2 separate regions of the Homo sapiens genome follow, and region 1 is linked to region 2. A link is an interaction called in ENCODE POLR2A ChIA-PET data of the cell type or tissue named here. Cell type or tissue: GM12878. All regions are shown on one strand. Each heading gives the region's core, and the rest is flanking DNA. Links, peaks and the distances in the headings are about the cores only.

Evidence for each region. Peaks named below come from ENCODE experiments on the same cell type or tissue, not always from the same donor. Only the 100,000 strongest peaks of a DNase experiment are listed, where the experiment ranks them.
Region 1: POLR2A ChIA-PET joins it to region 2 with 14 read pairs; 5 of 35 experiments call an interaction of 5 or more read pairs at or near these places.

The regions. Positions count from the first base shown.
Region 1 is chr4:40,037,782-40,046,115 of GRCh38, reverse strand. It overlaps the pseudogene LOC344967. Among named protein-coding and RNA genes, the nearest start is that of N4BP2, 15 kb to the left of the region's middle. In GM12878, for the core only: no CTCF peak of the experiment used is centred there; no DNase peak of the experiment used is centred there.
Region 2 is chr4:39,729,384-39,737,717 of GRCh38, reverse strand. UBE2K (ubiquitin conjugating enzyme E2 K) reads right to left here. Exons shown (of 7, transcript NM_005339.5): 2 at 205-298. Among named protein-coding and RNA genes, the nearest start is that of UBE2K, 35 kb to the right of the region's middle. RefSeq lists an enhancer at 4,675-4,754. In GM12878, for the core only: no CTCF peak of the experiment used is centred there; no DNase peak of the experiment used is centred there; H3K27ac peaks cover 495 bases.

The DNA.
Region 1 (8,334 bases), core at 184-8,183, 310 kb before region 2:
TCCTCTTACTATTTATTTTATATTATTATTCCCAGTACTGAACAGACGGAAAGTACTTAGGAAAATCCTCAAAGTCCCAGAATGGTATTCATAAGGCAACTCCTAGAGTTCAATAGCCTGCAAATGAAGTTAAATATATTAAATATATTTTATATAAGCATGATATCATAATGCTCCAAAAATATCATACACTCCAAAAAATGACAGAATGGCAGCAAAAAAAGCTGCATATATGTTTATGCTTTTTTTTTTTTTTTTTTTTGAGACAGTCTCACTCTGTCTCCTGGACTGGAGACTGGCATGATCACAGCTTATTGCAGCCTCAAACTCCCTGGGCTCAGGTGATCCTCCCACCTCAGCCTCCTAATAGGTGGGACCACAGGCATGTGCCACCATACTCAGCTAATAATTATATTTTTTGTAGACACAGGGTTTTGCCGTGCTCCCTAGGCTGGTCTCAAACTCCTGAGCTCAAGCAATCTGCCTGCCACAGCCTCCCAAATTGCTGAGATTACAGGCGTGAGCCACTGTGTTCGGCCTGTTCACACATTTTTTATGTAAGATGAATTTAAACTGGATGATAAAATTGTCTCTCATGTGAAATAAGTCAGAATAATTGCATTATAAATACTAAGGTTAAAAAAGCGTAATTTATTTCTATCATTGAAATACCATTGAAAAATTGAATAACATTATTTAAATACCAGGAACCAACCATACCATTCAAGCAATATTTCTTGAAAATTCATTAGGGATATCATAAAAGTATAAGACATGGCCCCTGTCCTTAAGGAGCTTTGTTATAATTTATGTGAGGTAAGACAGATACAAAGCATCATCATTGTTATTTTTACTAACAGAAGTAGTATGGTGAAGTGGAAAATAATACAGGCTTTTAAATCTTAGGTGTAGATCCATATTTTTAGTTCTGCCATCCCATTAATGTATGATCTCTGCAAAGATACTTAACTGCTCCTAGGCTCAATTTCTTTAATTCTACAGTGGGGATAAGGATGCTAATTTTTTTGTTTGTTTTTTGTTTTAGAAAGGGTCTCACTCTTTTGCCCAGGCTGGGGTGCACTGGCACTATCTCGGCTCACTGCAACCTCTGCCTCTGGAACTCGAAGGATCATCCCACCTCAGCCTCCCAGGTATCAGGGACTACAGGCACATGCCACCATGCCCGGCTAACTTTTGTATTTTTGGTAGAGACGGGGTTTTGCCATGTTGCCCAGGCTGGTCTCAAACTCCTGAGCTCAAGTGATCCACCTGCCTCGGCCTCCCAAAATACTGGGATTACAGGTGTGAGCCACCGCACCCAGCCAGGATGCTAAATTTAAAGGACTGGTTTTTAGCCAGGCTTGGTGTCAAGAGCCTGTAATCCCAGCTACTCGGGAAACTGAGACAGGATAATTGCTTGAACTTGGGAGGTGGAAGTTGCAGTGAGCCAAGATCGCGCCACTGTACTCCAGCCTGGGTGACAGAGTGACAGCCTGTCTAAAAAAAAGAAAAAAGAAAAAAAAAGAACATGTTTTGTTTTGTTTAGTTTTCTTTAGAGATGGGGATCTCACTATGTTGCCCAGGCTGGTCTATGAACTCCTGGGCCCAAGCGATCTTCCCTCATCAGCCTCCCAAAATGGTGGGATTACAGGCCTGAGACACTGTGCCCGGCCAGGACAGTTGCAAGAATTAAATTGCATTATAGATGCAAATACCTAAGTAAACGCTCGATATGTGTCAGGTGTTCGAAAAATACTAGTTTATTCTCCATCTGAATTGAAGGGATTGAATATTTTCTAACTCGTTTCTACTTATTGATAAATAATAGTTTTATTATTGGTGAATTTTAAAATTGAAGTTAGCTAAAACTGCAATCATTTTAACAACCAAAACTTTAATTTTCTCAACACTAAAACTCAATTCCGCGCCAGGCCTGCCAGACACCTGCGCCCTCCTGCAGCCACCGCCACAGCTGCCAGCATGTCTGGCCCAGACATCAAGACGCCGACCGCCATCCAGATCTGCCGGATTATGCGGACGCTAATGTGGCCCGCAATGTCTAGGCGGGACCATCCTGAAGATGATCAAAGAGGCGGGCGCCATCATCAGCACCCGGCATTGCAATCCGCAGAACGGGGATCGCTGTGTGGCCGCTCTGGCTCGGGTCGAGTGCACCCACTTCCTGTGGCCCATGTGCATCGGTGAGGTGGCCCACGTCAGCGCGGAGATCACCTACACCTCCAAGCACTCTGTGGAGGTGCAGGTCAACATGATGTCCGAAAACATCCTCACAGGTGCCAAAAAGCTGACCAATAAGGCCACCCTCTGGTATGCGCCCCTGTCGCTGACGAACGTGGACAAGGTCCTCGAAGAGCCTCCTGTTGTGTATTTCCGGCAGGAGCAGGAGGAGGAGGGCCAGAAGCGGTACAAAACCCAGAAGCTGGAGCGCATGGAGACCAACTGGAGGAACGGGGACATCGTCCAGCCAGTCCTCAACCCAGAGCCGAACACTGTCAGCTACAGCCAGTCCAGCTTGATCCACCTGGTGGGGCCTTCAGACTGTACCCTGCACAGCTTCGTGCATGAAGGGGTGACCATGAAGGTCATGGACGAGGTCGCCGGGATCTTGGCTGCACGCCACTGCAAGACCAACCTCGTCACAGCCTCCATGGAGGCCATTAATTTTGACAACAAGATCAGAAAAGGCTGCATCAAGACCATCTCCGGACGCATGACCTTCACGAGCAATAAGTCCGTAGAGATCGAGGTCTTGGTGGATGCCGACTGTGTTGTGGACAGCTCTCAGAAGCGCTACAGGGCCGCCAGTGTCTTCACCTAAGTGTCGCTGAGCCAGGAAGGCAGGTCGCTGCCCATGCCCCAGCTCGTGCCGGAGACCCAGGACGAGAAGGGCTTTGAGGCCTGGCTCGGTGGCTCACGCCTATAATCCCAGCACTTTAGGATGCTGAGGCAGGCGGATCACTTGACGTCAGGAGTTCAAGACCAGCCTAGCCAACATGGCAAAACCCCATCTCTACTAAAAATACAAAACTTAACTGGGCGTGGTGGCAGGCGCCTATAATCCCAGCTACTCAGGAGGCTGAGGCAGGACAATCTCTTGAACCTGGGAGGCAGAGGTTGCAGTGAGCCAAGATCATGCCACTGCTCTCCAGCCTGGGCAACAAGAGCAAAACTCCGTCTCAAAAAAAAAAAAAAAAAAAAAAAAAAAAAAAAAAAACTAGAACTCAAATATCCAGGATTTTTAATCAGGTAACTAATGTAGATAAGGGGGAAAAAACTAAGAATATACTGATTTATGCCAGGCGCGATGGCTCACGCCTGTAATCCCAGCTCTCAGGGAAGCAGAGGTGGGAGGATAGCTTGAACCCAGGAGTTCAAGACCTGACTGGGCGATATAGTGAGACCCCGTTCTCCACAAAAAGGAAGAAAAAAAAAGACAAAAAAAAAAATAAGCGTAAGAATATACTGATTTACCTGGAAAAATGTTATTTGTAATCCCAACTTGCTCTCTGAATGTAATAATATCACGTAACATCAGTGACTTTTGTTTTGTTTTGTTTTTTGAGGCAGACTTTCGGTCTTGTTGCCCAGGCTGGAGTGCAGTGGCATGATCTCAACTCACTGCAACCTCCGCCTCTCAGGTTCAAGCAATTCTCCTGCCTCAGACTCCCCAGTAGCTGGGATTACAGGCTTCTACCACCATGCCTGACTAATTTTTTGTATTTTTAGTAGAGATGGGGTTTCATCACGTTGGTCAGGGTGGTCTCAAACTCCTGACCTCAGGTATTCCACCTGCCTCAGTCTGCCAAAGTGCTGGGATTACAGGCGTGAGCCATCACACCTGGCCAGCGACTTTTTAATATATAAAACCATGCCTTGGGCTGGGCTCGGTGGCTCACCCTGTAATCCCAGCACTTTGGGAGGCTGAGGCGGGTGGATCACCTGAGGTCAGGAGTTCGAGACCAGTCTGACCAACATGGTGAAAACCCTGTCTCTACTACAAATACAAAAATTAGCCATGCATGGTGGTGTGCGCCTGTAGTCTCAGCTACTCAAGAGACTGAGGCAGGAGAATCCCTTGAACCCGGGAGGCAGAGGTTGCAGTGAGCCGAGATTGAGCCACTGCACTCCAGCCTCAGCAACAGAGCTAGACTCCGTCTCAAAACAACAACAACAAAAACTTGTTCCAAATCAGAAATCAATCATAATTTATAGCATAATGTCATTGGGTTTTCTCATTTTTCTTTTGGCTAAGTACAAAATATAGGAGGATTTGGGCCCGGTGCAGTGGCTCACACCTGTAATCCCAGCACTTTGGGAGTCCGAGGTGGGCAGATCACTTGACGTCAGGAGTTTGGGACCAGCCTGGCCAACACGGTGAAACCCTGTCTCTACTAGAAATACAAAAATTAGCTGGGCATGGTAGAGTGTACATGTAACCTCAGCTATTTAGGAGGCTGAAGCAGGAGAATCGCTTGAACCCGGGAGGCGGAGGTTGCAGTGAGCAGAGATCGCACCATTAGGAGGCTGGAGTGTAGTGCCAATATCTCAGCTCACTCCAGTTTAAGCCTCCTGGGCTCAAGGATTCTCCCACCTCAGCCTTCCGAGTAACTGGGATCAAAGGCACATAGCACCACACCAAGCCAGTTTTTAAATTTTTTGTAGACAAGGATATGGGGTCTCACTATATTGCCTTGGCTGGTCTCCAACTCCTGGGCTCAAAGGATCCTACAGCAGCAGCCTCCCAAAGTGCTGGGATTACAGGCTTGAGCCACCGCACCCAGCCTCAATTTTTTTCTTCTGATTTTAAAGGAAATTGAAACATTTTCATGGACCCTAGGCACTATGGGTATAATTGACCCTAGGCACTGCCTGCTGTGCCTAATGAAGAAGTTGGCCCTGGACAACACTGAACACACTGGACCAAGTAATGCTTAAATCCCAAAGGAAGTGTGTACTCTTGAGGGAAATGAGAGGAAATGAGGCAAGCATACCTAAGTTGTTCTTCCTGATTTACCAATCAGATGAGTTACTCTCTGCCTTGGATTACAATGGATAAAGGGAAAGCAAGGAGTGCATCACTCCAGCTCAACTCACATGAAAGAAAATCGCGGTAGAGAAAAAGCAACCCTCTCTGAGCAATTCTATTCTTAAGGCTGAAATGATTGCATTCGGTTATCGTAATTAGATAACACTGGTCTTTTATGATTACCGAGCTAATTCTTCTTGCTCCAGATTCCTGTTTACCAGAAAATCTGAGGATAACTAGGCTTCCCATGTAGATTATCCTGCAAGGAAAGAATATCTCAAGCAGGCCAGGTGTGGTGTCTCACGCCTGTAATCCCAGCACTTTGGGAGGCCCAGGCGGGTGGTTCACTTGAGACCAGGAGTTCGAGACCAGCCTGGGCAGCATGGCAAAATCTCATCTTTACCAAAAATACAAAACATTAGCTGGGTATGGTGGCTTGCGCCTGTAGACCCAGCTACTCAGGAGTCTGAGGTGGGAGGATGGCTTGAGCCCAGGAGGTAGAGGTTGCAGTGAGCTGAGATCGTATTGCACTCCAGCCTGAGTGACAGAGTGAGACCCTGTCTCAAAAACAAAACAAAAAATCTCAAGCGGCTGATAAATATACAATCTGAATATACAATCTGCTGTCTGGTTACATTTCTTATTATGAGGTAGCAAATTAACATTCTGGTTTATATATTCTCACAAAAGACTGGTTGGCATGAGAATCCATGGATTCATTTAACTCATTCATATAACTGACTTGACCATGTTATTAAACTGGAAATGTTGAGGTTCAAATTCTAAACCATAAAGGCTTAATCCAAGGTACTATAACCTAGCCAGCAAGTTTGTATTAGCTGCAATTCAATTTTCCCATTTTCTAACTACAACACACTCCCCAGTCCTCACACCTTTCTTATAATCCTATGTCCTCAAATTAGCTGAGTGGGGGAATCCGAGGGCACAAAAAAGGAGGAAACATTCCAGCAAAATGTTTCTGATTTTTTCTTTCTTTTTTTTTTTTTTTTTGAGATAGAGTCTAGCTCTGTCACCCAGGCTGGAGTACAGTCGCACGATCTCGACTCACTGCAACCTCCGCCTCCTGGGTTCAAGCAATTCTTCTGCCTCAGCCTCCCAAGTAGCTGGGACTACAGGCACGCACCACCATGCCCAGCTAAATTTTGTATTTTTCGTACAGATGAGGTTTCACCATATTGGCCAGGCTGGTCTCGAACTCCTGACCCTGTGATCCGCCCTCCTTGGCCTCCCAAAGTGCTGGGATTACAGGCATGAGCCACCATGCCTGGCCGTCTAATTTTTCCTGTTTTCTTTTCTCTCTCTCTCTCTCCTTTTTTTTTTTTTTGATGGAGACAGGGTCACTGCAGCCTAGACCTCCAGGACTCCCACTCCCTCCAGGATTCTCTCACCTCAGCCTCCCGATTAGTTCATGCCACCATGCCCAGCTAATTTTTTTTTTTTTTTTAGATGAAGTTTCACTCTTGTTGCCCAGGCTGGAGTGCAATGGCACAACCTCAGCTCACTACAACGTCCGCCTCCTGGGTTCAAGTGATGCTCCTGTCTCAGCCTCCCAAGTAGCTGGGATTACAGGTGCCCGCCACCACACCCAGCTTATTTTTGTATTCTTAGTAGAGACAGGGTTTCACCATGTTGGCCAGACTGGTCTTGAACTCTTGACCTCAGGTGATCCACCGGCCTCAGCCTCCCAAAGTGCTAGGATTACAGGCGTGAGCCACCATGCCCGGCCGTGAATTATTATTTTCTTCCGGGTCTATCGAATGTCAAGGAATTTTTAATGCATGACTGTTCTCCATGGCTCATAATTAAAGAAGGGTTAGTCATTAGCAGCTGGTTCTGTGTAAAGCAAGTCATATCCTTTATGACAAATTATCTCTTGGAAATTTTCATTTAGTCTTAACCACCTCCATGGCCAGACAAGATGTCATCTTGGATCAAGATACGGAAGAACTGGTGACACAACAAAGTTTGTAATGGAGCATGTCAATAGTTATACTCTTTCATCAAACATGTGTTCAGAGCCAGTGAAGTGCTGGTCAGCCTAACAGAATTGGAGGCAGGAAAGTATGATTTAGCTGTGTGCCCAGAAAGAAAATGAAACAGATTTGGCTGAATACTTATTAATCTCTGCCTCAACAACTAGGATTATATTCCCATTTCATAGGAAATGGAGGCACTGAGAGAATGAGTAACAAGCCTAAGGCCACATAGGTAGAAAAAATGATATAATCATAATGTAGTTGTGTTTCAAACTCAGTCCTGTTCAGTTCAATAAACATTTGTCCAGTCCTCATTCTATGATATGTCCTGTGAATTGGCATTGAGAATGCAGCCATGAACCCCATTGAAGAACTTTATCAGCTTCCAGCCACCAAGACAGAAAACCCATCTACAGGACCACTCATGCCTTCTGCCAGCCTTCTTGGTACCATGGGAGAGGTATAGCTCCTCCTAACTAAGGCTACTCTTTCCCCTGTGTTTTATTTATTTATTTTATTTTTATTTTATTTTATTTTACTGAGACAGGGTCTTGCTTTGTCTCCCAGGCTGGAGTGCAGTGATGTGATCTCGGCTCACTGCAACCTCCGCCTCCCGGGTTCAAGTGATTCTCGTGCTTCAGCCTCCCGAGTAGCTGGGATTACAGGCACACAGCACCATGCCCAGCTAATTTTTGTGGTTTTAGTAGAGATAGGGTTTCACCACGTTGGCCAGGCTGGTGTCAAACTCCTGACCTCAAGTGATCTGCCCACCTCAGCCTCCCAAAGTGCTGGGATTACAGGTGTGAGCCACCTCACCCAGCCTCCCCTGTGTTTTAGATCCCACCCTCATACCCTTTATTCTCCTTGAAAAAAAAAAACAAAAAACTTTTTATTTTGAAATAATTTTACACTTACAAAAAAGTTACAAAAATAGTACAGAATTCACATATACCCTTCACCCAGCTTCCTCTAATGTTAAAAACATGCACAGGCATAGTACAATGATCAAAACTATGAAGTTAACATTACTAAATCACTAATCACTATAAACTATATACCTTATTTGGATTTTGCCAGTTTTCCCCCTAATGTCCTTTTTTTTTTTTGAGATGGAGTCTCGCTCTGTCGCCCAGGCTGGAGTGCAGTGGCGTGATCTCGGCTCACTGCAAGCTCCGCTTCCCGGTTCACGCCATTCTCCTGCCTCAGCCTCCAAAGTAGCTGGGACTACAGGCACCCACCACCACGCGTGGCTAATTTTTTGTATTTTTAGTAGAGACAGGGTTTCGCCAT
Region 2 (8,334 bases), core at 267-8,266:
TGGAAAGAAAAAAATTAGCTAAAATTCAGTAAGAAATACCAGTCTATATTCAGTATCTAAATTTAGTATTTTTTAAATTGCTGTTTATCTAAACCAAATGAAGTTACCCTCCATATAATTTATAGATGTTTAAGATTATTCTGATTAAATGTTTCAGACAAGTTCTAATACGCACAATATTTTGATACAGAAAAAAGTACTTGCCTTCATATGGTGTGTCTGGAGGTCCTGCTATTTCTCCTCTTAATTCTGTAAAATTCTCATCTACAAGATCTACTTTAATTTGATTTTTGCTCGTCTTAAAAATAAACAGAAAATAAATGTTAGTTATGTCAGCAAGAAAAACGCCTAAAGTATTACCTATAAAAAATCTTGAAACCCCCTCTTTCATAAGCTTGATTATCTGCTCTAGTAAAATAAGTCTCGGCTTTTCTAGGACTTAATTATCCAGTTTTAAGAATATTTAAAACAAACTAATAAATTCTAACTTCATTGTTTTAAACGAAATAACACCACTATGAACAACAATACAATGGCTTCTTGACTTTCTAGGAATGTTATTAGGGAAAAATAGTATAAAAGCTATTTTATGTTTGCCAATTCCATGTATATCAGGCCCAAAGCGATAAATCTAATCATCCACAGATGAACACTAAGATATTATATTCTGCACTATACCCCCACGATACATGGGTTCTGCTTAAACAGAAAATTCAGGGTCATTAAAAGCCATTTAGGCCATAAACTCTCACTTGAACTAACCATAACAACTTTAAATGTTTAGTTTAACTGACTGAAATAGTACACTATCCACCAGAATGGTGAAAGCTCTAGCTACCTAACAGATTCTCCTTTCCATGAAAAATTCCAGAGGACTAAATGCCTCAAAAGAAAAGGCCTTCTTCAATTTGTTTTTCTGCTTAGTTTATTAAAACGGCAACTACCTACTTCAAAAAACCAGATTTCTACTTTAAATTTATCTACATTGACTTATTTTGCACTTTAAACTACTCCAAGTACTTTCCTATCTATAGCATTACTGAGTCTCTTAACCTTATGACAGTCCATTCTCAGAGCCATGATAACCTTAAATGATTCAGAAAACCATCCAGTGGGACTCACATTAACATTCGTAAGTGCCTGCCAGCAAATGGGCTCTCCACTTATATTCTCAAACCTATGTTAAAAATACAGTAAATCCTCTCGATTTTTTAAACCAAAATCCCTAAAGAACAGGTTACATCTTCCTTTTTTTGAGACGGAGTCTTGCTCTTGCTGCCCAGGCTGGAGTGCGATGGCACGATCTCGGCTCACTGCAACCTCCACCTCCTGGGTTCAAGTGACTCTCCTGCTTCAGCCTCCTGAGTAGCTGGGATTACAGGCACCCACTACCATGCTCAGCTAATTTTTGTTATTTTTAGTCAAGACGGGGTTTCGCCACGTTGGCCAGGCTTGTCTCGAACTCCTGACCTCGCGATACGCCCGCCTTGGCCTCCCAAAGTGCTGGGATTATAGACGTGAGGCACCGTGCCCGGCCTATATCTTCATTTTTTTTGGTTAGAATTCCATATTGTTACCTGATTGACACAACATATCTACTCTTATGTTTTTTGCTTTTAGACTGACTTTCTTAAACTTGATTACTAGATGAAACAGTGTAAGAATTACTGTCTTTGGCTTCCTCCTCCAACCCAAAAAAAAAAACCACAATTTTTACTCTTTTTCTATGTTAAATATTTTTTAGTACAGAACGTTTAGTTCATAAACAATACATGACTTAAAACCCATATTTTTCAAAGTTCACATCACTCCAAATTAATCCTGTTTTTTAATAAAAACATAGGATTTAAAAACTTACTTTCTAATTAGTACTTTTTTTTACATTTTTCTGAAAATATTTTTTATCCAAAAACTAAATTTAACTATAAATATGTACAATAAGAAACTACTTCTTATGCCCTAAAAAATCATTAACAACTTTGGTATTTGTGGTAGAGGAGAAAATGTACATTTTAGCAACAGTAAAACTACTCTGATGGCCGGGCGCGGTGGCTCATGCCTGTAATCCCAGCACTTTGGGAGGCTGAGGCGGGCAGATCACGAGGTCAGGAGATCGAGACCATCCTGGCTAACACGGTGAAACCCTGTCTCTACTAAAAATACAAAAAAATTAGCCAGGTGTGGTGGCGGGCACCTGCAGTCCCAGCTACTCGGGAGGCTGAGGCAGGAGAATGGTGTGAAACCAGGAGGCGGAGCTTGCAGTGAGCCGAGATCACGCCACTGCACTCCAGCCTGGGTGACAGAACGAGACTCCGTCTCAAAAAAACCAAAAACACAAAAATTTAGTTGGGCATGGTGGTGCACACCTGTAGTCCTGCTACTCGGGAAGCTGAGGCAGGAGAATCACTTGAACCAGGGAGACGGAGGTTGCAATGAGCCAAGATCGTGCCACTGCACTATGGCCTGGGTGAAAGAGCGAGACTCCATCTCAAAATAAATAAATAAATAAAAATAAAAAATTGTCTAGTATCTATGCATAATGTTAAAAGAAAATTGGAGGCATCCAACTTTCACTGACCAATTTAAGAAGCCAGTGTTAACTTACACTTGCATTTCTCCTCTTAAGGCTTCTTACAGGAATAATCATCTTGCTAATCATCAATGCTTTCAAAGATCTCGATAGCTTTCCACAATCCCCCCTCCAAAAAGTAGTATGTAAATAACCCAAAGATGATAGGATACTAAAGGATCTGATTAAAGTTTTTTGGGAAAGGAGAGGGAGATTAGAAAAGCTGCTTTTTGGGACTGCCCAAATCTCTGGCTAGTAAAATGCTAAATAATTATTCCTTTTCATACCTCTGTCCTTATTTCTGTCTACATCACCCCCAAATTATTATTATTTGTTTAAGACACGGTCTCACTCCCATCACCCTGGCTGGAATGCAGCAGTGCGATCTCAGCTCACTGCACCTCAACTTCCCAAGCTCAGGTGATTCTCCCACCTCGGCCTAACCAGTCGCTGGGACGAGAGGTGTGCACCACCATGCCTGGCTAAAGTTTTAAATTTTTAGTAGAGAGGGGGTTTTGCCATGTTTCTCAGGCTGGTCTTGAACTCCTGGGCTCAAGTGATCCACCACCTTTGGCCTCCTGCCTTGGCCTCCAAAAGTGCTGCGATTACAGGTGTGAGGTACCGCATCCAGCCCCCAAATTATAAGTCAGAAAAAAATTGCTCTTTTTTTCACTCTATAGAAAGAACATTATTATTGTATGAAAAAATGTACTAAATAAGCTCAAGAAAATACCATCATCATGATGAATTACATTATGAAAAAGCATTCTGGTCAGGTGCATGCGGTGGCTCGTGCCTGTAATCCCAACAGTTTGGGAGGCCAAGGCAGATCACTGAGTCAAGAGTTTGAGGCCAACATGGTGAAATCCGGAAAAATTAGCCGGGCATGGTGGTGTGTGCCTGTAGTCCCCGCTACTTGGGAGGTTGAGGCACGAGAATCGTTTGAATCCAGGGTGTGGAGGTTGGAGTGAGCCGAGATTTCGCCATTGCACTCCAGTTTGGGTAACACAGTGAGACTCTGTCTCAAAAAAAAAAAAAAAAAATTCTAGAGGGCTTAGAATAGGGTCTTTATTTGCACAGAACTAAAGATAAAAAGAAAACAAAGTTAAGCCAAAAATTTTTCACAGCTCAATTTTCCATCAAGCAACAATTATTCTTTATACCACCACAGTTTAATTCAAACATCCAGTTATTTCACAATCTAAAACTCCAATCCCCCTGCTCCCACAAGCGAACTTAAAGTCTTACTTTAAGAGTCAGGAACTATAAGCAAGACATGGAGAATGGTGAAAGATGACAGTATTACAAAAGTCATGGCCTTTGGAGTAAGACATATGTGTGCTGAATCCTAGTTCTGTCGCTTACTTGTGGTATTCATTCAGGTATAACACTTAACACCTAACTCTCAATTTTATTACTGTAAAATGAGAATACTTTCAGAATTAAGTTTCTTGGATAGAAGTAAGCAGCATAGTTCCCCTTTCCCTAACAACATTAACTATAAAACCTTTAATTTGGCTGGGTGCAGTGGCTCACGACTGTAATCCCAACACTTTGGGAGGCCAAGGCGGGTGGATCATTTGAGGTCAGGAGTTTGAGACTAGCTTGGCCAACATGGTGAAACCCCATCTCTACTAAAAATACAAAAATTAGCCAGGTGTGCTGACAGGCACCTGTAGTCCCAGCTACTCGGGAGACTGAGGCAGAAGAATGGCTTGAACTTGGGAGGTGGAGGTTGCAGTGAGCCGAGATTGCACCACTACATGCAGCCTGGATGATAGACCGAGATTCTGTCTCAAAAAAAAAAAAAAAAAAATTAAAGCCCGATTTTACAAAATTAATTTCACAGTCCTGTTTCCACAGTCTAAGAAAAAAATGTAGTATCTAAAAATAAATAATAAAATAATGTGTTATTCACTTCAATGACTGCAACAACCAAGGCAGCTGTAGCTTTTGGGTGAAATTCTGAAGAATTGTGTTATCACTGTAAATTTTTCATAAGGATAGGTCAAAGATTGCTTTTCTAAACTTTCTTCTCCCAACTCAGCTAAACACATAGCGGGACCTCTGGTTGTTTTTTTTTTTTTTTTTTTTTTTCCTGATGTTCCCTGGGGGCTTCAAGGCATTTCTAATGCACAAAAGGAACAGAGATATATAAAAGCTATAGCAGCTAGGCCAGGCAGGATGTTTCACCCCTGTAATTCCAGTACTCTAGGAGGCCGAGGCAGATGAATCATTTGAGGCAAGAAACTTGAGACCAGCCTGGCCCATATGGCAAAACCCTGTCTCTACTACAAATACAAAAATTAACTGGGCATGGTAGCACATGTCTGTAATCCCAGCTACTCAGGAGGCTGAGGCATGAGAATTGCTTGAACCCGGGAGGCAGAGGTTGCAGTGAACCAAGATCACACCACTGCACTCCAGCCTGGGCTACGAAGCAAGACTCTGTCACCAAAAAAAAAAAAAAAAAAAAGAGGGAAGAAGCTATAGAAGTTAGCAATTTTCAAATCAACTATTTTATTAAGATATACATGAAGCATGCAAAATAGCACATAACGTTGAAGCTAATTTGAATGAGATAAAAAAAACATTATTGTCAACAACCAACAGTGAAGAACTCAAAGCGGTTCTAATGTATTTCCAAGGCCATCTCTCAGTGAAATGATATTGTCATTGTTACCATCATCACTGTAAAAATTCTTTCAAATAATGACTAGGTTCTAGTATATGCTATCTCAAATGTTAGTGAACAAAACCTAAGTCCCTGCCCACTTGGAGCTTACATTCTAGTGGGAAAAACTAAACACTGGAAGATTTTATCATTTAAGGACTAAATACAAAGTATATTGTTGTTTAACCTTTTTAAAACTTACTAGCTATGAACAAGTTAATTAACTACTTTGTACTCCAGTTTCATCCTCTGTCAACTAAGGATAAGATAGTTCCTCATAGGGTTCGCTGGTGAATTTAACGAATAAAGTATATAGAACAATGCCTGCCACACAGTAAATGCTAAATTTATCATTGTAATATGCTGACTCTTGATAATGATGTTGGGGCAGAAAATTTTAACCCAAAGCAAATACTGTATTTTTTAAAGAGAATAATTAACAATATTAGCCTCACTTCTATTTATTTTTTAAAAAATGCTCTAAAATAAAATTTAAATCCAAATCTCAAATAAGACAAATATAATTCTAAATGCCCCCTAAAGTTACAAGTAATTCTTATTGATATAAAAAAATTATTATTTGTTTCCTAGTCAAGCCACAACTGTTTTAGGAGCCCTGCTCATCATTGTCATGCATATGTAAAAGTGAAATTTAGTTCTTCCTAATTTAGTTGGAAATAATACTTTAAAAGCTTAACAGTTGCCATTATTTTCTCATAATTTAATATAAATGACTTATCTTTCCCCTATTATTCAAAGGCCTAAGAAATACACTCGATTTCTACCTTCTAGGCAGTTAAATTTTTTTTTTATTTTTTTGAGATGGAGTCTTGCTGTGTTGCCCAGCTCACTGCAACCTCTGACTCCTGGGTTCAAGGAATTCTCCTGCCTCAGCCTCCCAAGTAGCTGGGATTACAGGCGCCCGCCACCACGCCTGGCTAATTTTTTTGTATTTGTACTAGAGACAAGGTTTCATCATGTTGGCCAGGGTGGTCTCAAACTCCTGACCTCTGGTGATCCACCTGCCTCGGCTTCCCAAAGTGCTGGGATTACAGGTGTGAGCCACCGTGTTTTCTGAAGCTTATGGCACATAACAGTCCCAAAGCAGAAGTGACATGAAAACAAAGGGATTGGGAGAATAATGAAAAACTGAGGCCATGGAGACACATGTATGATCCTTACTAAAAACAAGTTCTAGACGAGCAGTATCCAATACAATATAATGTAAGCCACTATGTAAATTTAAAATTTTCTGATATCCACATTGAAAAGAGTACAAGATGGCCGGGCGCCGTGGCTCATGCCTGTAATCCCAGCACTTTGGGAGGCTGAGGCAGGCGGATCACCTGACGTCAGGAGTTCGAGACCAGCTGAGGCAGGAGAATCGCTTGAACCCGGGAGGCAGAGGTTGCAGTGAGTTGAGATCGTGCCACTGCACTCTAGCCTGGGCGACAAAGCAAGACTCTGTCTTGAAAATAAAAGATAAAAATAGTACAAGAGACTGGACATAGTGGCACACTCCTGTAAATCCCAGCTACTTGAAATTCTAAGGCAGGAGAACTGCTTGAACCCGAGAGGCGGAGGTTGCAGTGAGCAGAGATCACGCCACTGCACTCCACCGGACAACAGAGTGAGACTCTGTCTCAAAAAAAAAAAAAAAAAAAGAAGCTATAGCAGCTAGCAATTATTATTATTATTATTTTTTGAGACGGAGTCTCACTCTGTTGCCCAGGCTGGAGTGCAGTGGCGCAATCTCAGCTCACTGCAAACTCCACCTCTTGGGGGTTCAAGCGATCCTTCTGCCTTAGCCTCCTGAGTAGCTGCAATTATAGGCGCCCACCACCATGCCCGGCTAATTGCTGAATTTTTGGTAGAGATGGGGTTTCACCATGTTGGCCAGGCTGGTCTTGAACTCCTGACCTCAAGATCTACCAGCCTCAGCCTCCCAAAGTGCTGGGATTACAGGCTAAGCCACCACACCAGGCTGCAGCTAGCATTTTTTAAATCACACCTGTAATCCCAACACTTTGTGGGGCAAAGGAGGGAGGATCACTTGAGCCCAGGAGCTTAAGACCCGCCTGGGCCATATAGTGAAACTCCCATCTCTACAGCGTGGAAAAAAAACAAAAAAAACAAAAAACGTGTGTCTGTAATCCCAGCTATTCAGGAAGTTGAAGTGGGAGAATCACTTGAGCCCAAGAGGTCAAGGGTGCAGTAAGCTATGACTGTGCCACTACACACCAGCCTGTGTGACAGAGTGAGACTCCATCTCTTAAAAAAAAAAGTTAAGTTCTGGACTTCTGTCAAACTTTACTCAATCTACAATGAAGAGTAATTCAAGTCTGAATTTATCAATTCCATGAATATTTACTAAGTACTTGCTATTTGCAAGGCATTATAACAGATATTGGTAGTATAATGATCAACTAGAAATTTTCTCTAACCTGTATCAATAGTTATTTCATTCTAAGGTACTGAAGAACTAATTATATAATTTTTAAATGAAGTACAGGATACTATGAAGAACATTTAGCAGACAGAAAATCTAGAAAGTAAGAGGAAGCTTCCTTGAGGAAATTAGTTTTAAAAGACTTAACTTTAGGAAAAGCCAGCACTTAAGGCAGAGCGTACACGCTGTGCAAAATGGAGGCAAACGAGGACTTGACAGGTTTAGGAATTGAAATGCCGCCAATGTGACTACAATACAAAGAATGAAAATGATGAAATGAGGCAGGAGAAGCAGTCAAAAGCCAGATTATTCAGGGTCATGAAGAATAATAAAAATTTGAAGTGTTGTAACAATCAGATCTGGGTCTCTTAGAGATCACCTGGCTGGAGTAGGGGGAAATGGCTGGAGGGGGATTAGAGAGAATACTTAGGAAACCAGTGAGAGATGCCAATAAAGTCCAGTGCAATGAAAAGAAGATGAATTAAGGCAGACAGGAAGTAAAATCTAAAGGACTTAGTTACTAACTAAAAGCTATGATCTTAGAAGAGGGGATTTTTTGCTGGGTGGATGACAGTATAATAAAGATAAGGAAACAAAGAATTGAGAAGTCAGGGTTTGAGGGAGAGGGGAAAAATCAGTTTG